Linked DNA regions of Mus musculus: region 2 is linked to region 1. A link is a loop called in an ENCODE intact Hi-C map of the cell type or tissue named here. Cell type or tissue: left cerebral cortex. All regions are shown on one strand. Each heading gives the region's core, and the rest is flanking DNA. Links, peaks and the distances in the headings are about the cores only. Region 1 has its middle 27 kb from the start of Inpp4a. Region 2 overlaps Inpp4a (inositol polyphosphate-4-phosphatase, type I).

What was found. A loop is a pair of places that touch in the nucleus more often than their neighbours do. Peaks named below come from ENCODE experiments on the same cell type or tissue, not always from the same donor. Only the 100,000 strongest peaks of a DNase experiment are listed, where the experiment ranks them.
Region 2: a loop joins it to region 1, with 2.3 times the contacts of the local background. A loop is called at or near these places in 3 of 42 quality-filtered maps.

What each region holds. Positions count from the first base shown.
Region 1 is chr1:37,263,934-37,281,015 of GRCm38, forward strand. No RefSeq gene overlaps it. Among named protein-coding and RNA genes, the nearest start is that of Inpp4a, 27 kb to the right of the region's middle. In left cerebral cortex, for the core only: a CTCF peak has its summit at 8,734 (motif pointing right); a DNase peak (open chromatin) is centred at 8,749.
Region 2 is chr1:37,371,375-37,379,374 of GRCm38, forward strand. It overlaps Inpp4a (inositol polyphosphate-4-phosphatase, type I), which reads left to right. Exons shown (of 26, transcript NM_030266.4): 12 at 328-432; 13 at 937-1,045; 14 at 2,898-2,915; 15 at 6,204-6,387; 16 at 7,467-7,685. Among named protein-coding and RNA genes, the nearest start is that of 4930439A04Rik, 41 kb to the left of the region's middle. In left cerebral cortex, for the core only: no CTCF peak of the experiment used is centred there; DNase peaks (open chromatin) are centred at 4,984 and 6,929; H3K27ac peaks cover 884 bases.

The sequences.
Region 1 (17,082 bases), core at 3,788-11,787:
CCGAGGAATCTAAAGTGGATGCCAGCCCCACCTGTCACTACAAGAGTAGCCTGGTTCTGCTGGAGTCACCTGTTACCACCCATTCTAGCTCTAAGTAGAGAACCATGTGTAAGTAGAGACTGTTAGGTGGAAAGCTGGGGTAGTGGTCCAAGTTTTAAGAGCAGACAACTAAGGCTGGAGAGATGACTCAGTGGTTAAGAGCACTGGCTGCTCTTCCAGAGGGGCTGGGGTTGATTCTCAGCACCCTAATGGTGGCTAACAACCATCTGTAACTCCAGTTCCTGGGTATCCAGTGCCCTCATCTGGCTTCCTTAGGCCCTAGATACACACATCATACACAGACATCCATGCAGGCAAAACATCCATGCACATAAAATACATATTTTTTAAAGCTGAAAAGTGAAACTTAAAAGCTGAGTCTCATGGCTAATGGCCTTGTAACCTGCACCTTTACCCTGAAAAAGCTTCAAGCCCCCAATGGAACTGCATCCTCAGGCTCTTAGCTAGCTGAAAGCTTGCATATTGCAAGAACTTTTTTTTTTTTTTAAGCTAGCAACCAGAACTCCATTCACATTTTTGCCCTTGGGTTCTGAGACTGTGAACAAGGACTTAGGTGTTCCATCCTTCACTTAAATGCAGGCTGGAAGTTCTTCTTCCTTCCCATCTTTGCTCCTTTTTCTCTTTCCTTCCTTCTCTCTTCCTCCTCCGTCTCCTCCTTTCTTTCTACGAAACAAATTTCTCCCAACCCTTTCCTGGACAATATTGAAGTCTCAATGGGTAGATGCCATAATCTATAATTGAATCCTAATGTACTTCATACAAAAAAAAAAAACAACCTCTATGTTCAATTATGCAGTTGGGTCTCTTCTTGTGGGTCACATGACCATTTCTTGTGGGGGCATCTGATGCTTAATGCTTTTAAATGGTTAGAAGGTCCAGGTCTATTAAAGAGCATAGATTCAATTTCATATGACCAGCAGAATGTAATCTGCAGTGCTATGTATTCTCTAACATTGAATATTTATGACAATGAATACATTTTAATAGCCTTAGCTATCAATTATGCCTGCACCTATATTTATATGGGAAAGATAAAGACCTGGATTAAAATGTGCTAATGTCTCCTGCTTCAGCTCTTGTCTTAAGGGAAGATTCAGCCCCAGGGTGCATTCCTCAAACAATGGCTTCCCTAGAAAGATCAGGCAATGATGAACTGGGGATGTATGCTTCTGGGAAGACACGTACACAGTCAGAAGCAGAAGAGACAATGTCCTGGGTACACAGAGACATGAGCCAATGCTTACTGTGACCTTGATCCTAAAAGCAACAAAGAGGAGCTATCAGAATGCAAGGGCAAAGGACAAATATATGACCTACAATATGTTCTACCAGAGAGCATGTATCAGAGGGAGTGACTACATGGACAGACAGATCAGCAGAAATAGACGTGGACATTATTCAGGATGGTAAGTGCATAAAGGAGCTGTCTACCCCAGCCCTGGAGTTACACAAAGAAAAGTGTTCGGAGGAGTCGCCCCGCAACTAGAACTCACACCTCTCAGGGTGAGTTACTGTTGACCATCTCTGATACCCCAGGAACTTAGAGACATCTGCAAACAAAGGGATGTGAGCGATATTTGAGGAGTAGCATTGCTCTGTAGGTGAGATTCTAGAGTTTTTACATGAAGCTAGAAGCAACTGCCTTACCAGAGCAGGCAGTGGCTGCTGTCACCGCAACCACTACTAAGTGGTACTTAGGCTCTATAGCCAGAGGATCATGTAGACAAGCAGAAGAAAGTCCACTCACTCTCCCTCTGCCTGCCTTCCAATCTTCCCCAGTTGCCTCTTAGGGAAAGTTCTAGAAGAATGAGGACAAAGAAGAACCTTGAATTTAACTAGCAATGTCTTCCACATACTTTAGGTCCCATTTTCCATGCACTGGGGATATGTCCAGGAAAGAGCCCTAAATAAATGTCAGTATTCGAGGAGACTATTGAAATATAATGTGTACATGAATGTTTATAATAGCTTTATTTATAAACACACACACTGATGGAACCCTGTTGCTGCTCAACAGGTGGAAAGCAAATCCATACAATCCAACGCTGCCCAGAGATAGGAACGAACAAACTGTTAAACTGGTCCATGTAAAAACCATTCTGTTGTCATGGCGATCTAGAGAAAGTACATCACAAAGATGAAAAGGATCTCAGTGGTCCTCGGGAGCTGAGAGAGGCTGGTGGGTGGTCACAAAGGAGCTAATTCTTGTTGTGACACAATTTTTTTTACAGTACTGGTGTTGTACATACGTGACCTGGACTCCCATAGCTATACGTCATTAAGAGTCAACTTTAAGCCAGGTGTAATGGCATATACCTATAATCCCAGCGCTTGGGAGATGGAGGCAGGAAGATCAGATATTCAAGGCCAGCCTCAGCTGCGTATAGAATCTGAGAGTAGCCTGAGCTAGGTGAGACCCTAACTCAAAGATAAAAAGAGCAAACTTTAGTGAAAACAACATTTTTCAATATAAATAAGGATGTAGTGTCATTCCAGGAAGAAAAGAAGATTCTAACAAATGAGTCTAACTGTATTGCAAACACAGGGCCTAATCTTATTGAAACTTTAGGGCAAAATGATGGCTAAGTATCTTTTAAAACTCTAAATCCAAAGACAGAAGGAATTAACACAAACACACACTCTAGTTGTAAATTCTTTAACATGGTGAATCTGTTGGTGAATAATTCTGAAATTATATGTATACTGTGTATAGGGCAGTAGATAATGGAATGGATGGTAAAAATGGAAGACAAGCTTACCATAGAGAAAGAAATTTCAAATAAGAGGATGCTCTAGTTTCATTTCTGTTGCTGTAACAAAGGCTTTATTTCATCTTACAGTTCTAGATTACAGACAAGGCAGGGACTTTAGACATCAAATAACATCACACCCACCGTCAAGAGCCAAGAGAAATGAATGTGTGCCTGTTTCCTTGCTTGTTCTCAGTTTGACCTCACTATTCTTATATGGTTCAGATTCCCTGCCTAGGGAATGGGGCCACCCACAGTAAGCTGGATTCTCCCACATCAATCAACAAAGACAGTCCCCTACAGACCACAGGCTAACCTAGTATAGACAGCCCTTCCCCTACACACCACAGGCTAACCCAGTGTAGACAGCCCTTCCCCTACAGACCACAGGCTAACCCAGTGTAGACAGCCCTTCATTGAGCCTCTCCTCCAATGTTGGGTCAAGTTGAGAATTAAAGCCGCCATCACAGGGATCAAGAACAAACCCTAAAATATAAATGTGTTTCTTTATATACATATATACATAACAGACAGACAGATACAGAGATCGTGTGTGTGTGTGTGTGTACAAATATAGATTTCTAGCTCTGATTAATATCTTTTGCAAAGGACACAATAAACACCCATCCTGGTATCTAAATATCTTTCTCCAATTAAAAGAACCAGGATGATTCTGGAGCTGGTGCATAGAAAAATAAACCATACACCTAGACCATCTTGTGAAGATAGAAAATGCTGGAAAACCACAAATGGCTATGTCAAAGGGACACAAAATGGTTTGGCCAGTGGCCAAAATGAAAGCCATCTAGAAATTTTTTTTTTTAAAAAATCAAATAGCATTAGATTCTGCAATGTGAAGGTCATTGAGTCACACTCATGCTATGAGTAAGTATCTGGAAAATAAACAACCGGATAAATAAGCTCATGAGAGAGAAAGGACAGATATGTTTACGAGAGAATTCCAGGAGACATCTGTGAATTATTTGATGTAGATAGAGCCACATTCACAAATCTTAAAGCCAGAACTGGAGCCAAGTTTCTGTTTTTATAAGATTAAATGTATCAGTCTTTGATTTTCACCATGGTTAGTATCTGTGTCGAGTCGGGGCTTTTTTATTTGTGATATATTTACCCACACATAGACTGATCTAGGTGTATGGTTTATAGAAGTAACATTTTGTTATTTCTGACAGTTTCATCTCATAACAAAATACTTGGCCTACATTTTTGTTCTTGGTCTGTTTGGAGATACTTACAACTTTGAGGTGAAAGTGGTTGAGAGAGAGTGAGACCACGGGATTCAGAGAATGTTTAGTTGCTGTGTGACCTCTGTACAGTGACGCAGGTGGCTCCTACACCCAGAGCTTGACAGATATTCACATGTAGACGTGTCCTCACTACCCAGATCATTGTGGCACAACTCTGGCACTGCAGATGGTTCCCTGTGGACTTTTTCAGACACTAGCACACTCTAAAGTTAACCATATTTTTATTACAATCTCTAGAGATTTAGTTTCGCCCATTTTTGAAATCCATATAAATGTCATCATAATTTTGTTTTTTAGATTGATCTGTGATGTTCAACGTGGAGGAGAAGTCTATGAGAGTCTCATGGCTGCATATTATTGAGTGTTGAACGTAGCAGGAATTATTCATTCTGGTTAGGGACATGTGTGCAAATTTCTATTCTCAGTTATTCTCAGTCACGTTGCTGTAAACATTTTATAAATGCCTTTGGGGGAGGTCATTTTACTGGGCATGTCTACCTATAGACCAAACACTTGGTTATTTTAACTCATGTTTTCTCACAAAGACATTAGAGTGTTTGTGAGCAATACCTTTCAGAATCAGGTTCATTATGACGCCAGAGGATTTTTTTTATCACTGCTTCGAAGTGTCTCTGAGTCAGTGAAGAGGAGTCCCTACTCTACTGTAGGGACTGTGGGTTTTACTCTGGGACACTGGGATGAGGAAACACACAAATGCTTTTATCAGAGCTCCCCATAGTTATCCTGTGCTTCACCACCTGTGCGTCAAAATGCCAAGATTCCACTTAGCAAAACACATTTAGGAAACAACCTGTATGAGACTTGGTTCTAATGGTCAACCTGACACAACTTGGAACCACCTGGGAGGAGAGTGTCAATGAAGAATTATCTGAACTTGGTTGGCTTGTAGACATGTGAGAAATTGTCTGTGGAGAAATTGTCAAGTTTGAATGAATGAGTTAATAAATTTGGGAAGATCTAGCCCACTGTGGGTGGCACCATTCCCTAGGCAGGGCATCCCAAATTGTGTAAGAGTAAATATATCAAGTTAAGCACAAGCAACCAAGGAGGCATGCAGGCACTCATTTTTCTCTGACCTCAAATTAGTTGTTATATGAGAGAAGACTAATATTTAATACATCAGGTGTTCTCATAAATCAGTAACAAAAGGATGAATATTAATCCATAGCATTTCTTGCCATCCCTAGCCTCTTCTAATAGAAGCTTCCCTTCGAAAGAGACATGAGTGGATTTGGTAGCTGTGGTTGGACAACATCTCATCCTCAGCCAGAGCTCAGGGATCAAAATGGTCAACTTACCCAGCAATATTAACGAATGATGTCACTCAGTAAAATGATGGGACAGACCAATCAGGTTACAGTCATAGATTTGGAACAAAAACCAGCAGTAACATAATACTCAGCTGCGGGAACTGGAGCCAAAAGATGATGTGGACAGAAGTCATGAACTGAGACAGGAACCTGATTTGAACTCTCCAACTGAAGCTTACTAGACAGCAGACAGCCATGTTCAGACTGTCTTAACATGAGAAGATACTATATTACAGGGGCTATGGTAGTACAGGTTTTAATGTTGAGAACCTAATCTAAGAATTCAAAGGTTTGATCCTGAGGAGGCAGGATCAGTGGGCAGCCATTGGCTCTGAGCGAGAAACTCCCCTGGGCTTACCTTTTATAGTATGGATACCACCATCACCAGAACTCATGTTATAATCCCTACACACACACACACACACACACACACACACACACACACACACACACACACACACACACTCACTCACAAATAAACCATTAGGATAGCCCAAATCAGTAGCATCAACCAATGATAAATATTAACATTATATATCTTGTAGCATTTTCAATTGGTAACACTCGATTTTTCTCTTGTCTCTTTGGTTCATGCTTTTAAGTGTGTAATTTAGTGTATCATAGGTTAGTACCCCCCAAATCCCAGGCCTGGCATGAATCATTAATGTCACTTGTGAGGTGACACTCACAATGAGCTGGTAGTGATGAGGTTAGACAGGAACTTCCCTTGGGACCTTTGAATTCTTAGATTAGGTTCTCAACAGAGAGTTCAGCGTTGTGCCCTGGCTCACCCACAATGATGCTAAAGCAGAAAGGACAAGCTAGAGAATTTCCTAACCCAGCAACAAACAAGGAGAACCCATGTTCTGAGTTCCAAGGAACCAGGCAACCAGATGGAATGAGGCACTTGGACCCTATGTTGGTTGGAGTGAGAAATGTTCTCATAGTCTTGGGCATTTGAACAGTTGCCCCCGGCCAACAGCTCTGTTTGGGTGTTATGTCCTTGTCGGAGGAAGTATGTCACTAAGGGCCAGCACTGGCACCAAAAGCCCCATTCCATGTCCAGTTTGCTCTCTCTTTTCTGTGCTTGGGGTTCAAGACAGCTCTCAGTTTCCTGTTCCTGGCTGCCACAATTCTCTGCCACAGTGGACTATTAATGAAAGAGTGGACTCTTAGTGGAAGCCTCACCCCCGCTAAATCCTTCCTTCTATAAGTTGCCTTGGTCACAGTGTTTTATCACAGAAGACTAACTCATACACAGCCCTTAAAGTAATGACATTGGCCTGAAGGTGTGTTGAGCCCCCTTTAGATTCCAGTATATGCCATGATACTCCCTCCCATGGCTTCACCCCCTTATATATGATGTTTTTATAGCACAAAGGGACACTGGAGATGGTTCAGGCCCCCAAACTGCACCTGATCAGGTGCCTGCCCAAGGCTTTCTACCATTTCCTGTACCCACCAAAGATCTCACTCCGTGTTTGAAACAGTGAGCTGAAGATAGCCTTCCAAATCACATCCCCACAGAATACCATGCAGCCACAATACCCCTTTGCTCAGAACTTTAGGAAGAAGAGCCTTGCATCAATTTACAGGAGAAAAGTAACCATCTCTAATTCTACACTTGTGATGGTTTATCTTGTCAGCTTTATGGGATCTGGGATCAACAAAGAGGAGACACACCTCAGGGAAGGTCTGCCTTTTCCAGGAAGAGTTAACTGAGAAGACTCTTCCCTAGGGAGGACAGTGCTTTCTAAGGGGTGGCCCATCTATAGAAAGTCAGGAGTGGGGTCTAGTTTGCCTGACTGCCTTCCATTCTAGCTGGTATGTGCATCTATCCTGTTGACTGTGCTGCCTCTGCTGCCACCACCATCCTCTGAGCATCAGACTCCAGCTTCTACCTTTCCAATATGGACTGAGTACCAGCAGCTCTCCAGGGAGCTTCCAGGACTTTAGTCCCAGATTAGGAGAACTCTGAGAGGCTCTTGGCCTCTGTGGCATGCAACCACTGTTAGACTAGCCAGCCTGTGCGTGTGTATTAGTATATTATATATTCTATTAGTTCAGTTGCAGCACGCAGATAGCCACGGTTAGACTAGCCAGTGTGTGTGTGTGTGTGTGTGTTATATTCTATCAGTTCAGTTACTCTAGACAATCTTGCCTAAAACACTTTTCCTTCACAGAGGTTGCTAAAGTCTCTGTCCTTGGCATCACTAGCTGGCTGCCAGCAGACAGACTGCATTAGTGAAGAGTAAATTACATCTATGCAGAAGGTGCTGGCTGCTGGGATAAATGGATCCCAACACTGGGTGGCAGATGCAGTAGGTTTCTTACTCTGCCTCCCCGCAGGGAGGATGCTCCTGGTTGGCACAGACCTGGTGCAGTATGACCTGCACTACTATTTTTTTTTGTCCTCTTTTACTTTTATTTTTAAAATTATTTATTTACATTCCCGTCATCACCCCCTCCCAATCCCTCCTCCCTCCTCCCATAGTTCCTCGTGCCATTCCTCCTCCCCTTTGCCTCCAAGAGGGTGCTCCCCACTACCAAACCTCACCCTTCCCTGAGGCCTCAAGAAGACTAAGCCCATCTTCTCCCACTGAGGCCAGACCAGGCAGACCTCTGCTATTTAAGTGCCAGGGGCCTCGGACCAGCCTGTGTATGCTTCTGATTGGTGGCTTGGTCTCTGGGAGCTATCTGGGGTCAGGGTTAGTTGAGAGTGTTGGTTTTCCTTTTTGTCTTCTTCTTGATGTCTGAGCTCTGCAGCTGCCAAAAGAGCCCAAGGGCTGGGGAGGTACTGCTGCTTCGTCATATCGGCTAAGAGATGTCCATCTTCCTGCTAGTGAACATCTAGTTTCAGGATGGAGGCACGGGGGTTGGATGGGAAGAGGAAAATGGAAACTGTAGCCTTCAACTGAGCAGTGGCTTCCCGTGACAAGTACACTCAGAATCGTCATCCATGAGGAGTAAAATCAAGCATACGATCCCTCGGGACGAATCTTCAGCACACTATTGTGATGTTTGTGACTCTGCTTTATACAATGAAGTCAGTCCTGTTAACCATACCAAGGACTCATCCCCTACAGAAGTGCTCCATCTAAGGGGAACAGTAGATGCATCAAGCTTACCCAGGAGATCTTCTGATTGGTCACTGCGTATAGTCCAGGATGTCATTAGGAGCAGCATAGACAGAGTCCCCACCAGTGGTGCAGACTGTTCAGTCTTTAGCTCAGAGCCACAGGAAAAGTTAGCCTTTCTTTGCAGACCGTGTTGGTTCAGAGTGAAAGGATTGTTCCGTTGCCTTGATTATGCCAACCTACCAGCAGATGGCAGTAGAGGATCTCGCGCTACAAAGTGATTCTAAGTTACAAATGCTCTTAACTTCTGAGCCACCTCTCTCTCCCCAAGACAGGGGTGGGAGGTGGGAGGTTGTGGGGGTTCGGTTCTGAATTAGATGCCACGGCTCAGCTCCCCCATACTGCTGCAGCAATGCCTCAAAATGATATACTCCATTTCTGAGCTCTTGTTCCAGTTGCTACTGAATAACTTTAATGTCTCAACGAGTGTAAAATTCCTTAAGATTTTCAATGTTGCAAACAAACAAATAAACAAGCAAAATGAGCTATCATGTCCATAGACAAAGGAATGGCAAGACACACGTGCCTGAAAACCGTCAGAGGAACTGGAGTCAATTCCTAGCACCCACTTGGTGGTTCCCAGTGATCTGTAACTCCAGTTGCAGGGGATCTAGCGCCCTGGTCTGGTCTCTATGGGTATCAGACACACACGTTCGCGCAGGCAAAACAGCAATATACATAACATAAAAATAGATTAATATTTTGAAGAAGAACCCCTGACTGTATTGCTGTGGGGAAGGGGCTAATACACAACCACTCTGTCCAGGTAAGACTCTCAGCTCCTGGTGAAAATTGTCAAATCGCTTAGAATCACTTATTAGAACGAGATCTTCTCCTGCCATCTGCTGGGAGATTAGCGTAATCAAAACAGAACAATCCTTTCACGGGTGTGCTTTGGTGGAGGTGCCAAACTAGAGCAACCATGCGTGATATCCCTGAACAAATATGGTCACTAAAGAGGCTAACTTTTCCTCCGGCTCCGAGCCAGAGACTGAGCAGTCAGCGCTACTGGAGGGAACGCTGTCTATGCTGTTCTCGATGACATCCTGGATGATATGCAGTGGCCAACCAGAACAAGTCCTGGGTAAGCTTGATGGCTTTCATCTGTGTTTTCAAGAGTATGACATCAATTTCAGCAACATAGTGAGTTCGAGGCCAAATAGCAGGAGATTGTCTCTGTGCAGTTCAGTTCACCAGCCCCCAGGGAGTTCTGGAGCTGCATGGGGAAGTAGGCTCAGTTGTCAAGGTGACTACAGGTACTAACTAATGGGCTTTGTGCTTGTTTTAAGTGTCTGGGAGGGGCTCCCAGGTGCTCAGTGTCCTCAGTGTGATGTTCTGACTACATGACAATCTCAAAGGTGCTGGCAGTGAACACCTAGCAACAGCCACTTCAGGTCCTGTTTCCTCCTGATCATGTTTTCAATATTGGGGAACACTGGGTCAGGGCAACCTTAGTCATAGGCCCATTGGCTACCAGAGTCAATGACCTGGAGCTTGGACTTCTCAGTCCCAAGAACTGTAAGACATAATATCTGTACAGGCCAGGCTGACCTCCAACCTCCTGCCTCAGCCTCCTGAATGCTAAATACAGGTGTGATCTACCATGGGCACCCCTCCCCCCTTCTAACCACCTCTCTTTTCTACTGGTAGGATCCCAGGCAGCCAGCACAACTACAGGAGCCTTGGGAACTGGCTGACCTGAGATCCCTTGGCCTGTACCAGGGACAAACAGTTGCAATGGCCCTGAGGTCAGCTGTTGGCTGCAACACCACTAACCCACAACAGCTCCAGAGCCTGAGTCCAGGATGCTTTGCTGAATGGAACTACAGGAAACAACATCTTTGCTTGTCCCTCCTACAGATCCAACTAAGTGTGAATAGACAGTATTTTCTCCTTGTATTGTCCTATCTAAGGTTGGCCAGATCCATTGAAGAGGAGCCCAGGAGTAAAGAGCCTCCTGTCCTCTGGACAGCACTGAGTGTCCATCCACTCTTCTGCAGCCAAAGAGAACATTCCATCAGCTCACCATGTTGATAGCCTGCCCCAGGCAGCTGGGCAAGTATCACCTTTTTAGTGTTGTCTTGCTAGGGTTTTACTGCTGTGAACAGACACCACGGCCAAGGCAAGACTTATAAAGGACAATTAATTGAGGCTGGCTTACAGGTTTAGAGGTTCAGGCCATTATCATGAAGGTGGGGAGCATGGCAGTGCCTAGGTAGGCAAGGTGCAGGAGGAGTTGAGAGTTCTACATCTTCATCTGAAGGTTGCTAGCAGAATACTGACTTCCAGGTAGCTGAGGGTCTTAAAGCCCACACCCACAGTGCCAATTCCAATCCAACAAGACCACACCACTCTAACAAGGCCACACCCACTCCAACAAGGCCTCACCTACTCCAACAGGGCCACACCCTCTAATAGTTCCACTCCCTGGCCGAGCATATACAAACCACTACAAATGTGTTATTGCTCTTCTTAACCTTTATCTTCGCTCTTTTTCTTATAGTTTTTGGCACTGAGAAGTCCAAGCTCATTGGACTCCCGTCATTGACTCCGGTGGCCAATGGGCCTATGCCTAAGGTTGCTCCGACCCAGTGTTCCCCAACATTAAAAACATGATCATGCCCGGAAGAAACAGGACGTGAAGTGGCTGATGCTAAGGGTTCACTGCCAATGCCTTTGAGATTGTTGTGTAGACAGAACATCACACTGAGGACGCTGAACACCTGGGAGCCCCTCCCAGACACTTAAAACAAGCACAAAGCTCATTAGTACCTGTGGTCACCTTGACAACCCAGCCTACTTCCCATGCAGCTGAACTGCACAGAGAGTCCCCTGCTATTTGGCCACAAACTCCCAACATTGCTGAAACTGATGTCAGACTCTTGATAATCTCCCCGTGCCAGCCTCTTGCATTCTGGAACTACAGACGAAAGCCGTCACCACTCTTTAAGTTAGGTTTTTAGCAACAATATTGGGGGTTGGGAGGGCAGAGGCAGTTATTGAATTCTATAGTTCTAATTAGACACACTTTGCATAGTACAGAATTAGGTTCTTGTTTTCTCCACAAAGGTGGTGGTATTCGCCTTTAAGCCCAGGATTCAGGAAGTAGAGGCAGGAGAGGTCTCTGTGATTTGGAAACCAGCCTGGTCTACATACATAGAGGGTTCCAGGCTAGCCAAGCCATCATACTAAGAGCCTGACTTAACAAACAAACAAAATGTTCTTAAATTTTCAATATTTGGGGCACTTGTTGATGAGGCCTGCTTGTTTTGCATAAGAGGAAAATTCACAGGAGAGGGGCTGTGGGAGAAGGCTGGAGGAGGCATAGCAGATGGAGCCCTCACCATTAGCTTACACACACCTAGGGAAGTCAGATGGCCCTCGCTGGATGTGATGGTTTGTAAATGCTCAACCAGGGAGTGCACCATTAGAAGGTGTGGCCCTATTGGAATAGGTATGCTACTGTGGTCAGGGGCTTTAAAACCCTCATCCTAGCTTCCTGGAACCGTAGTATTCTGCCAGCAGCCTTCAGATCAAGGTGTAGAACTCTCAGCTCCTCCTGCACCCTGTCTGCCTGGAAGCTGCCATGCTCCCACCTTGATGATAATGGACTGAACCTCTGAACCTGTAAGCCAGCCCCAATTAAATGTCCTTATAAGAGCTGCCTTGGAGCCAAGCAGTGGTGGCACATGCCTTTAAGCCCAGCACTTGGGAGGCAGAGGCAGGTGGATTTCTGAGATGGAGGCTAGCCTGGTCTACAGAGTAAGTTCCAGGACAGCCAGGGCTCCACAGAGGAAACCCTGTCTTGGAGAGAGAGAGAAAGAGAGAGAGGGAGAGAGAGAGAGAGAGAGAGAGAGAGAGAGAGAGAGAGAGAGAGAGAGAGAGAGAGATGCCTTGGTCATGGTATCTGTTCACAGCAATAAAACCCTAACTAAGACACCAGATATGGGCCCCTTGGCCTTGGACTCTCAGCCTACACAACTGTAAGATATGAATGTCTATGTAGCATAGGCTGGCTTTGCACCTATGGATCCTGCCTGTTCCTTCTCTTTTTTTTTCATTCTTTTCTTCCTGCCTTCCATCTATTTGTTTTGCTTTGTTTTTGTTTTGTTTTGTTTGTTTTATTTCATTTTGGGGTTTTTGTGTTGTTTTGGTTTTGAGATGTGTTCTTGCTATGATGCCCAAACTGTTTCTTTGTTTTTGTTTGCTGTCTTGAAACAGGATCTCTCTATACAGCCCTTCTGTCCTGGTCTTTACTTTGTAGATCAGAACTCTCCATGATCCACCTGCCTCTGCCTCCCAAGGACCAGGATTAAAGTCCTGTGCTGCTACACCAGGCCCAAGCTGTTCTCGAACTTCCAGGATTGAGTTTTCTCCTGATTTTATTCTCCTGACTAGGTGGGATTATAGGCATGCATCACCACAAACCTTTTGTTCTCTATAAATTACCCAGTCTCCTGTATCTTCCTACAGCAACGCAAATCAGATTAAGACTGTGACCCTGAAAAATGATCTCAGAGTAAATCTGACCCTGTCTTTGTTGATCCTGTCCACCTTCATTCTAAGAGGCATGGATAATGTAATGGAAGATCATGGCAAACCTTAACACCACCTTTATTTTTGTCCAACATTATTCATTGGAACTTCTAGAAATGTCAGATCATAAGCCTGTAGTACTTCTGTTACTACTATTTCTTTAGTGCACCTGAGCATATTTGTTTGTTTATATAAAAATATGTATTTACAAAATATGTAAGTATACTCCTGGACCAGGGACTCTCAGAACCTTTGGTGACCAGATCTGGGTCCTCCCCATCTGTCCTGGTCAGTTGAGGTCCTTGTGATTTTGATGTTTTTAAGTCTCTCTGTCTTCTGTTTACTGCTTTGCCTTAAGTCTCTACTTGTTAAATGTCATTGTTTTTGAGCTATTTCAACCAGAGAGGACACAGACATGCTTAAAGCCAAATGTAAAGTCTTTCTTTACAGGCCAGCGGCTGCACAGGGAACTGGCCCAAATCTTGCAGGCCTGAGCCTTCTGGTTTTGGCTTTTTATGCTCAAAAACTCCATCCTGGTTTGACACTGTTTAATTAACAAGAACAGCTAGTAATAAGCCAAAGTAGAGAAGCCATGAAAGCAAGATTAGTATAATTAGAGACTTTCCTAGAACTGTGGACTATGACAGGTCTTTGTTTTTATTTTGGCAAAGTGTTGGGGTCTCTGTGATGGGATCCGAGGGGAGAATGGTACCTCAAACATGAGGTCAAGTTGTTTAAAGTCTGGGGGGCCTGTCACATTCCCTACTGTGCATGAGTGTCTAATTGCACTATTCATGGGGCAGCAGGTTATATCATCTCTTCAGTAGTGTACTGGCTGGGTTTGTGTGTCAACATGACCCAAGCTGGAGTTATCACAGAGAAAGGAGCCTCTCTTGAGGAAATGCCTCCATGAGATCCAGCTGTAAGGCATTTTCTCAATTAGTGATCAAGAGGGGAAAGGCCCCTTGTGGGTGGGACCATCTCTGGGCTGGTAGTCTTGGTTCTATAAGAGAGCAGGCTGAGCAAGCCAGGGGAAGCAAGCCAGTAAGCAACATTCCTCTCAGCTCCTGCCTCCAGGTTCCTACCCCGAGTGAGTTCCTGTCCTGACTTCCTTTGGTGATGAACAGCAATGTGGAAGTGTAAGCTGAACAAACCCTTTTCTCCCCAACTTACTTCTTGGTCATGATGTTTTGTGCAGAAATGGAAATCCTGACTAAGATAGGTAGTAAATGTAACAGCTTACTCTCTGCCTTACATAGTTAAGTAAGCAGATGAACAAACACAAATCCACAGGGATGACCTGTAGTAGACCTCCAAGACTGTGGAAGGAGAGAGTTGACTTCTACATTGTCCCCTGACCTCCACATGTGTGGTGCAGCACACCCACACCCACCCACACACACACACATGAACACACACACAGGCACACAACACAAATAAATAAAATTCAACTTTTAGAAGCAACTTAAGGAAGGAAGGGCTTGAGGGTGCAGCCCACAGTGGTGAGAGGGAGTGGCAGCAGGATCGGGAGGTGGTTGGTGAAATCAACAATCAGGAAGCAGAGTCACAAAAGCTCATGTCCAGATACATTGCTCCTTTTCACTCCCCCAGTGTCACCCTGCCAAGGTCCGGCCTCAGCACGAGGAGGGTCCTGAGAAAGGCGGGGATGGGCTTGGCGCTATTCAATAATGACTCGGAGTCAGCAGTGGATGGAGGCTGGCAGTTCAAGTGCTCTCTCTTTGCCCGAGGACTCTCATCATTCTCGCTTCTTCTCTTTTCCTTCTCCCTTCTTCTTATACGCGTTCTCACGACCGGCCAGGAAAGAACACAACAAACCAGAATCTTCTGCGGCAAAACTTTATTGCTTACATCTTTAGGAGCAGGAGCGCAAAACCCCAAGCCCCAAAAACGAAAGCCCCCTTCTAAACGAAAGCGAAACCCCCCGTCCCTATTTAGGAGAGTTAACCTTCGCTTAGGACGCATCACTCCCTGATTGGCTGCAGCCCATGGCCGAGCTGACGTCACGGGAAAGGCAGAGTACAAGTAGTGGTAAAATACCCTTGGCACATGCGCAGATTATTTGTTTACCACTTAGAACACAGGATGTCAGCGCCATCTTGTGACAGTGAATGTGGGGGCGGCTCCCAACATCTCCCCCTTTTCTTTTAATAAGAGCAATAGGCCACCCATATTAATGAGAGTGGAGATAGAGGTCAAATCCCCAGTGTGTAGGTAAAGGAGCCGTACACATAACCTCCTCCCAGGCTCATCACCCAGAGGGGTCCTGGTCTGGTCCCGTGTTGTTTTTCCTGGGGGAAGGACACTTGAACACTCAACCTTCTTGAAAGATGACATGTCTCCCTAGAGTAGGCTCATTTTATGCCGCAGAGCCCTTCTATTGCAGTGCTTAGCCGTGCAACTCTCTCGGGCTGCTGAAGCACACTCACTCTATCCCGTGCAATGAGACTAGCCTCATGGGATATAAGAGCTGAGTGGCCAGCGACCTATTGCCTAAGCATAGATATATCGGGGAAGCTCCATGTTCTAGTCCTGCAAGCGCCTGGGCAATAACCACCTTGTCTCTCCTAGTTTGGGCCTTAAGCTTACAGACCAATCAAAGAAGCAACACTAATCCACAGCAAAGTGTATCTCCAAATAATATCAATCCCACCCATTCTTTAAAGAAGGGAAATGCTGAGGAGATCCAATTGGGTAATCCTTTGGTCAGGGACAGGTCCAAGCGCGTGGAGTTGACCTGAAGTCTCAATTCCCGAAGGATCTGTTCAAATTCAGCCGTCCAATTCTGTAACATATACTGAAAAAGACTTTTTGACAAATTAGCTGCCCTAGTACTGAATGGAAGTAACACACAATCCCGGAAACTTTTGTTTACACCCCAGCTGAGCTATTTGCCATAATACATCTAGTTGTTTCTGGACAAGATCTATGCGTTGATTAACCAGCATGAGACCTCCCTGTATCTTGACATTAGCTGAGGCCTGTTTATCTATGACTGTAGTCACTGAGGCTGACAAAGTGTTAATGGTGTCAGTCATCTGGACCTGTCCAGACAGAGCCAAGACTGTCTGAATCAAGGCTAAACCCAGTTCCTAGTTAGTGGTAAAAAAGCAGGGGAATACTTGAGCATTATACATCACCGTCATTAGGAGTGGAAATGTCGACATTATCCCCCAACGCTGCTCTCTCTTTATTATTGACGCCCTGGACATCACCAAGACGAGGGACATCAGTATTCCCTTGGTCAGTCTGGATTTTTCGGGTGAGTCTTTCTGGTATCCAAAATGGGTTGTCTTCATTCTGTGGGAAAACACAAACCGCTCCCCTGGATCTTATCAAAATAGGATCCGGGCCATACCATTTATTATCAAGGACATTTTTCCATTTAACCATCTCATTGGGCCTATCTGGCTCTGAACAATGACGTTCAGCCGCAGTATGGCCATGAACATCAATATTTAAAAAATTGAGTGTAAAGAGTGCCATAGACACAGACACTCTTGGTGCTCGGGGTAGAGTCTCGATTCCCCTCTTCTGTTTTAATAGATAGGCTTTGAGGGTGCGATGCGCACGCTCAACAATACCCTGTCCTTGAGGGTTGTATGGAAGTCCAGTCAGGTGGGTTACGTCCATCTGACGGCAGAACTGCTGGAATTTTTGAGACGTATAAGCTGGTCCATTATCAGTCTTAAGGAGTCTGGGTTTCCCCCAAGCACTCCATGCCTCAAGACAATGTTGAATCACATGTGAGGCTTTTTCTCCGGTTAACGGAGAAGCAAACATGATGCCAGAACATGTGTCAATGGACACATGGAGATATTGAAGTTTTCCAAAGGAAGAAACATGTGTAACATCCATTTGCCAGACCTGTAGAGGTCGAATACCGCGTGGGTTAATTCCCACATGAGGAACTGGCAAGAACTCACAGCAGCTTTGACATTGAGTAACAATGTCACGGGCTTCTTTTCTTGTCAAGGAGAAA
Region 2 (8,000 bases), core at 1-8,000, 100 kb after region 1:
GTGGTCCACTGGCTTTTTGTGGTGGTGGCACCACCCCATCTACAGTCATATCTGTGTAGCATGTCTTTCTGAGCTGAGTTACAGGAGGAGTGGCCTCACCACCACTCTAGCCTTCTACAAGCTGATGATCTCTGGCTCTGCTCAGCAGAGAGCATTCAGAGTCAGTCCCCTGCTGCGAACTGTCCTCCAGCCTACTGTCCTAAGTGACACTCAGTCTACCAGACCTTTGTTGAGACAGGCCTGCTTCCGTGTAGCTGCACCTCTGGGTGCTTGCTTAGGTGCGCATGGTGCATACTGATGGGGCTGCTCTCTTGTTTTATTTCTTAGGTCCTTCCTTTAAAGCAAGCAGTTTGAAAGCAGATAAAAAGTTAGAATTTGTTCCCACAAACCTGCACATACAACGGATGCGAGTTCAAGATGATGGAGGCTCAGGTACTTGCTTTTCTCACCCCATTGCTGGGTTGTGATCTGCTTCTTTCTTCCTGTATACTTGGTCTTTGAGTTGCCCTATATCTGGCCCATTTTTCCTGTATGCTGAGCAGCAAGAGTGTGTCTGTCTGTCTGTCCGTCCCTCCCTCCCTTCTCCAATACCCAAGGACCTTTGAAATTTTTCAGTTACAAAGTCCAACCCCCTTTCTTAGATATCTCAGCTTCCTTTTGTTTTTCTGGCAGAAAGTTGCCGGTCATTGACTCTTTCCTGAGAAGGGAGGAAGTGGGCATTTAGCATCCCAGGTAGCGGCTCTACCTTTCGGCTTTCTTACTGAATAGTTAGTGCTGGATTCAGCAAGCCCTCTTTCAGCCTCTGGATGTAGGATTAGGAAGCCAGAGGCTGTTTACATGTGGGCTATAGGTCCCACAATGCTATCCATGCTGCCATAGCTGGCTTGTCTGTAGGCCTGACCCCAGAGTAACGGAGGAAAGCTTTCTGTTGCTCAGATCAGAACTACGATGTCGTCACTATTGGAGCCCCAGCAGCACACTGCCAAGGTTTTAAGTCAGGAGGTCTTCGAAAAAAGCTGCACAAGTTTGAAGAGGCCAAGAAACAGTAAGTGAAGGAGGGTATCTGTGGTCCTCGTATTGCTGTGTCCGACATTTGTGAGTTAAAACGAGAATCAAACGGAACTGCAAAAGCATCCAGCCATCTGATCTGCTTCTGCGTGGCTGGAGGAGCTGCCTCAGGGACCCTGTGCTGCTCTGTGTGTGTGTGGCTGAGGGGAGGGAGTGGTGAGGCGCCTGGCCACTAGTCTAGTCTTTCCAGGGAGCTGCTTCAGGCGGCCACCCGCGTGCAGTGCCTGAGAGCTCAGCTCCTCTGAAGTCTCTGGGCAGTTGGAGCACCAGGCTTGGAAAGCCTCTGACAAACTGTACTTTCAAGGATCATTTCTGTAGTTCCTAAAGCCCCCAGCACTCTGTGTCCTTTCCTAAAGGACAGCAGTGGCAAGTGTTCCCACTACTAAAAGGATCTAGAGGGTTGTCAATTCTGTCCTGAGCAAGAAACTGCCAGAGAGGCAGGGTGAGGAAAGGCTTCCCAGTTGAAGCATTCCTTGGGTATCTATCATCCAGAATGTCACCTGGCAAAATGTAAATGTGATCAGAGGGTATGAGTGTAAAAATGAGCAGGGTGACAGTCTTGTGAGGTCCTTGGGCTGAGTGTGCAGTGGGAAGCACTGGCAAGGAGACTGTGCTCAGAGTCTGACTGAGCCTCTATGGAGCACGCATGTGTGTCAGGTAAGGGAGAGAGAACAGAGCAGGTCACTGACCCCAGAAGGGGCAAGGCGGCAGGTGGGTGAGCACAGAGGCTGTCAAGTGCGAGGGGTTAAGACCAAGTGTTACCAGGAGGCCTCAGCAAGATGTGCCTTTGATCTGAGAGTGGAATGCTTTTTGAGATAGGAAGCAAAGGTCCAGAGACTCCCAGAGACTCCTACATGGTGACAGGTAGAAGCAGGTGGAGGAGGGTCCTAGCATGAGTGGGTGTTGATTGATTATTGTCCGGTTCTGCTGCTGTGGCCAGAGTGAGGGTACTGCACCACTGGGTCAGGATGCTGGACAGTTAGACCAGGGGCCCATGAGGAGCCTGTGGAGTCAGGAAGGCAGGTCAGAGTGCCACTGATGTCAGCGGTGCCAGAGACGGAGCAGGAAGCAGAAAAGGACATCTCAGAGTGCTTGCCCTTCCAGTGTGTGTCACCTAGCCTGGATATGGGGAGGAGAAGCAGGGAAAAGCTGGGCACAGTAAAGCCATTTCAGCATGTTAGTGAGTCTATCAGGCAGCCCTGACTCCTTCCTACAGAGCAGACAGCCCCGTGCTCAGGCTTTCCTTACTGTTCACGTCCACAGCATCCTAGGGAGCAGGAAGAAGAGTAAATTTTCCATCATAGTTAGTGTGTGTGGGAAGAGTGAGTGTGTGAGGTGACATGGCTTCCTGACAGAGAAAGTCCATTCGTTCTAGGTGACCAGTCAGGAGGCCACCTGGTTGTCCCTTGTGTGTGAAAGGTGGCAGCTTTGATACTAGATAACTTTACATTTTGGCTTGAGAGCTGGTTTCCCAATGCCTCTGTGGTCTTTCAGGTATTCTCATGGATATTATTAACATAGCAGTGGTGTCACAAGCCCACCTTTGCAGCAGTTTGTGCTCTCTGAGCTTTCCTTCACATGCAGACACATGTTCTGGGCCCCAGTGGGATGTCCCTGGGGCTTGAGCACAGGCCGCAGACTCACTCCAGGGAATAAGTATTTTAGACTCATAAGTTTGCTTATTCCTGTAGTCATGGCCTCAACAAATTACATCCAAGTATTTAGAGAGAGAAAAAAAAATGCCAGTCAGCCTTTAAATTGTGCTTTGCCTGTGGTATTTGCTAACAATCGCTAATGCTTCATTTGGTTTTTTTTTTTTTTTTCTTTAGCAGTTTTGAGGAGTGTTGGTGAGTTTTCTGTCTGTGGAGAGAGTGTACGTTGATTCTTGCTCTTGTGTAGAGAAAGCCTGTGCTGTCCTTCATCTGGGGTGGCTCCATCCCATTTGCCTCGTGGCTCCCAGTCAGCAGAGCTCTTCCTTCCAGCTGCAATGTTCTTTGATAATGAATAGCCATTCTGCCATCTGCAGCCTCCTTTATGGCCTGACAGCATTTTCTTCCTGCACTCAGTGGACACAGGGCCCAGTTTGCCTCCTCGAAGGATGCAGAAGAGCTCACTGAGAGCCCTGGGTGCCAGGGCATCACATCAGCCCCTTGGTACATTCAGTGCACACACCTTTACACAGTGAGCTGTCTTACCCATCCAAGGCCATTTGGGAACCTTTTTTTGTTTTCAATACCTGGTAGGCAAAGCTTTATCCCCACATGCTACCTCAGCCATTTTAACATTTTTTTTCTTTTGAGACAGGGCTCGCTAAGTATCCCCAAGTTGGCCTTGAACTTATCCTACAGCCAAGGCTTTTCTCTGTAATCCTCCTGCCTCGGTCCTTAGTAGCCAGGAATACAGACTGTGTATTCATCAGGCCCAGTTCACTCAGGCCCAGCACGAGCCTTTGAGTTTTCACTTTCCCTCTGTGATGGAGCCAGTTTACATTTTGTAATACTTTTGTACTGTGCTGATTTTAATGATGGTGATGTTAAGGTCAGTTTTTCCCATTGGGCAGCAGAGCAAGAGCTGAGTGGCCTTTTCCTCCAGAGAGTTACATGGGAGCCAGAAGCCACCATGTCTGTCTAGGATCTCCTCATTAGTCCCAGACTGGGAAACCAGCAACTCATCAGGAGAGGCCCCATGGCCCTGTGGCAAATGCTGCTAGGGCTGGGCCTAGACCCTCACTGACATACTAGGGCTCTGCTGGAAACACAATGTCAGGAAGCCTGAGTCCTCACAAACACACCCAAGAAGAAGCTTCGCCAGCTTTCCCTTGTGGGGTCCCTTCCCTGAAGTCCCGAGGGAGGGAAGACAGCATCTGGGAAGGACGCTACTCACACTTCATCCTCCACAGCCCCTCAGAATATTATCCCTGTTCCCTCCTTGGGCTTTCTGAACGGAGGCTCACTCCTTCCCATAGCAGGAGGAGTCAGATGCCTAAGGTCTGAGGGATGAGCAGCAAGTGGAGCATGGAGAGCCAAGGGCTCTTGGTAAATGTCAACCCAGGTGCTTCATGTGCACTGTATCTGGAAAGTTCATCAGGTTCCATGTTAACTGAAGACTCTAAATCTTCCATGCCTCGGGAAGGGTTTGGTTACTCCTATGATTCCACTCTCTTCTCCAGGGAACCAAGCTCCCAAGACAGCCGGGAACCTTCTAGCCTGGGAGAAGGGGGCAAACAAATCTCAAAGATTTGATCCAACCCTAGGGGTGGTGGACCTGGTTCCGTGGGACTCTCCACTAGCAGCCTTACTCTCTGTATCCAGAGCAAGTGCACATTAGGCACTGCACTCTGATACTCATGTGGCTAGGTGCTTAGCCCGTGGCCTCCACTGTGTGTATGGATGGGTCAGCAGACCCTGGATGGGAGTCTAACATGAAGCCTAAGCATCACACATAGGCCATTGCCTCCTGAGCTGTTGCAGGAAGAGCTGGGAGTAGAACACAGAGTCCCCTCCCACAGAGGCCTGTGTACCGCAAGGCAGCATAACCTCTGCACCCCTTTGTGCGGCTCCTGATTTTGGAGTTAAGTACGTGCATGTATGCATTCCTGATGTTCCCAAGAGCAGTTCTTTGAACTTGCCAACTTGTACTGCCAATTTCAATGTACTTCCATGTGCCAATCCTGTGGCTGTTGTCGTAACAGAGTGTGCACAGCCATGGACATATGCAACAGTAGATCTACACACAGCACATAGTCCATGTAGACTCTCAAGGCTGAGGACCAGAAAGAATAGATTCTATTTTTTAAATTCTTCTTCAAAATGTATTTCCAAGACCTGATTGTCCCAAGCGACAGCTATTCATTTGGGAGAGAGATTGCAGATTGGAAAGTAGCTTCTGCGGGCGGTGCTGTGGAATGATGCTTGTGCTGCCCAGGCTCAGTCGCCATCTGCTGCATGGGCTTCTGCAGACCCATCGTGTCCGCTGTGGTGTGTGGGCTTGTGGCGGTGGTGGTTCTCTCTGGGGCAGTTTGGTTTGTGGTGTTTGCATGTTTGCCCTGTAGTCCAGAAAGACAAAGGGGAGTGGTGTTTTCTTCCTGACTTGCTTCTGGGCCTCCCTGGAGAGGTCTCGGGTGACTCTCATCTCCAGCAAGTGAGGTAGGGTGTGATGAGAGTCACCCTCTGCTCTCCACGGTGCCCCTTCTCCCTGGCACTCAAGGCCAGCCCTTCGTTTCAGAAGGGAGAGCATTCCCTCCCTTGTCCTCACATCCCAGAATCACCACTCCTGCATTGGTGACTTTTATGTCTCATTTTCTCAAGCATTCTCAGATGGTCTCAAAAACAACTTTATAATGCTTGATTGATTGGGACCTGAGCTAAGAGACATAAGCTTATCTGCCACCTCAGATGGCCACACATGCTGGCCCGCCTGTGAAGCCAGGGCATATGGAGTTGGCCCCTCACAGGCTCCTGATTACCTGGGCAGCAGCTGGCCTGGCCCTTTGACATCTGGTTCCCAGACACATCTACAGTGCTGCACAGTGGTGAGGAGGTGGGCGGGAGGAGGGGCTGTAGTTTGAGAGGCATTGAGTTGTTGGGCCTGCCTCTGGCTGGCTCAGCCTCAGCTTTCTCTAATGCAGTGTTGTCAGCATAAGGAAGGCCTGAAACAGGAGAGAGAAAGGAACCTGTTGTTGGGAACTTGCTCAAGTTAATACATGGGAGGACTATGTGAGGCTGCTTACAGGAAGTCTGAAGGCCCTGTTGACCAAATGGAGAAGTTTACACATATATGTCCGTTAGACTATGGTAGTTGTAAGCAGACCCCAGATCTGAAGGACTGATTATAAGTTACTGAAGTTCCTAGGTAAGATCCCAGCATTGGGTAATTATTATAGTGATATTCCAAGGTATTTATACACATACATGTACATTTATATAGTAAATTAAAGACACGTACAGGTACAAGTACACATAAAAGTCTTAGTCTTATATACATTTTACACTTCTCTTTAGATAAAAAAGGATCTTCTAAGATTGACCTTTGCCCATCAGTGATTAAACTTACCAAGAAAACCCCTCTATTTTAGGGAGAGTTGTGGGTGGCTTGGATGACTTGGAGAGCCCCTTAGGACCTGTTGTTCCTTTTAGTACATCTTCTAGTGGCCAGTCCATCATCTACATACCACAGGACATCACCCGAGCCAAGGAGATCATTGCCCAGATCAACACCCTAAAAACCCAGGTCAGCTACTACGCGGAACGGCTCTCAAGGGCTGCGAAGGACAGGTCAGCTACTGGCCTTGAGAGGACTCTCGCCATCTTGGCAGACAAGGTAGGAGGGGCTGCCCAGTTGCGTGTGGGTTGGAGAGGTCTCTTACATTTCTAGAAGCTACTAGACCACCCAGGGTAACCCGGAAGTGCCCAGAGCCAAATGGAGAGCCATTGTGGTGACCTTGAAAACTTTTCTTTTAAATCCATAAAGTTGTAGGGAAGTCTGTGACTTGCTTGTAGTTGGAGCCCCGATTGTAGCTTTAGGCCAATGGGTTGATGCGTCTTCCAGCAAGTAAATTTGCATTCACTTTCCTGGGACTCACACAGACTACAGCTTCTGTAGTGACATCTTAGTCAGCACCTATAGAGCAATTATTCAGTCATAAGAAATGAGCAGTATAACCTTATTGGCTTATATATAATTAATTTTAAAAGTTCTGTTTAACCACAACTCAATCCTGACTTAAAAATTACATAAACATGTCTGCATACTGAGAGAGTGGCTGAGCCGCCTTTGACGCTTGGTACTCTTTCCCTTCAGACACATTCCCACTGCACCTCCCCACCCACACCTGTCTTGCTGCTGGGTGCTGTTGTTCCTGCTCAGAATGTGTTATATTCTTCACATGGGTCCCCACAGACCAGGGCCACTGGGAAAGGAAGTGATAGTTCCTAGCAGTAAAGCTAGGAACAGCCGAGCTCCCGCTGCAGTCTCCAAGGCGAGAGAGAGTGGTGATGCCAGGAGCCCAGTTGAACCAAAGTAATGTGTGATCCCTGGGAACCACCCCCAGGGGCTAGGCACAGTGCACCCTGTTGCCAAGGCTGGAAATGAGCCCTTTTCTCCAGTGATGTAGGGTCAAAGTCAAGCAGAGCCAGAAAATGACACATAGGATTCTTTAGCCCCTTCTAATCTTCCTTGACCCCTTCTGGGATAAACAGGTCTCAAGCAGCCCCCATGTGCTCTAGTCTTGCAGGAAAGTTCTTGCTGAGATTGTCCCATGTTGCCTTTGTATTTAGATACCCTTGAGAATGCTTCTTAGCAGGCTGCATGGAACAGGATGGGTGGGAGGAACTTAGCCTTTGCCTCCCCCCTTCTGCAAGAGAGCACACTGAGCAGCCCTGGTTTGTGTGAACCTGCAGACTCGGCAGTTGGTGACTGTCTGTGACTGTAAGCTGCTGGCCAACTCCATCCATGGGCTGAATGCAGCTCGGCCCGACTACATCGCTTCCAAGGCCTCCCCTACCTCGACTGAGGAGGAGCAGGTGATGCTTCGGAATGACCAGGACACCCTGATGGCCAGGTGGGCGGGGAGAAGCAGCCGGTCTTCCCTGCAGGTGGACTGGCATGAGGAGGAGTGGGTGAGTCTGCTGCCCCTGCCTGGGGTCCTGCTGCTGAACTATAGACCTTCCCTCCCAGAGTGCCAGCTCCTTTGTTAGCAAGCTCCAGGTCTGCTTCTCAGGTGGCTTTGGGCTACTTGATATTGAGGTTGACTGTTTTCAGACCATAGTGTGTGTAAACTGTACGTGATCTTGCTGGGAGCCAGGCCTCTCCCCTTACTCAGCCCCTGCTCGTCCTTCACCTGTTAGGACTCTTTGTTGTTTGAACGCAGAGGCTCAGGTACCCAGGCTGCCTCTGCCCCTGACATTATGTCACTGCATGGTTCCAGTGTGGGC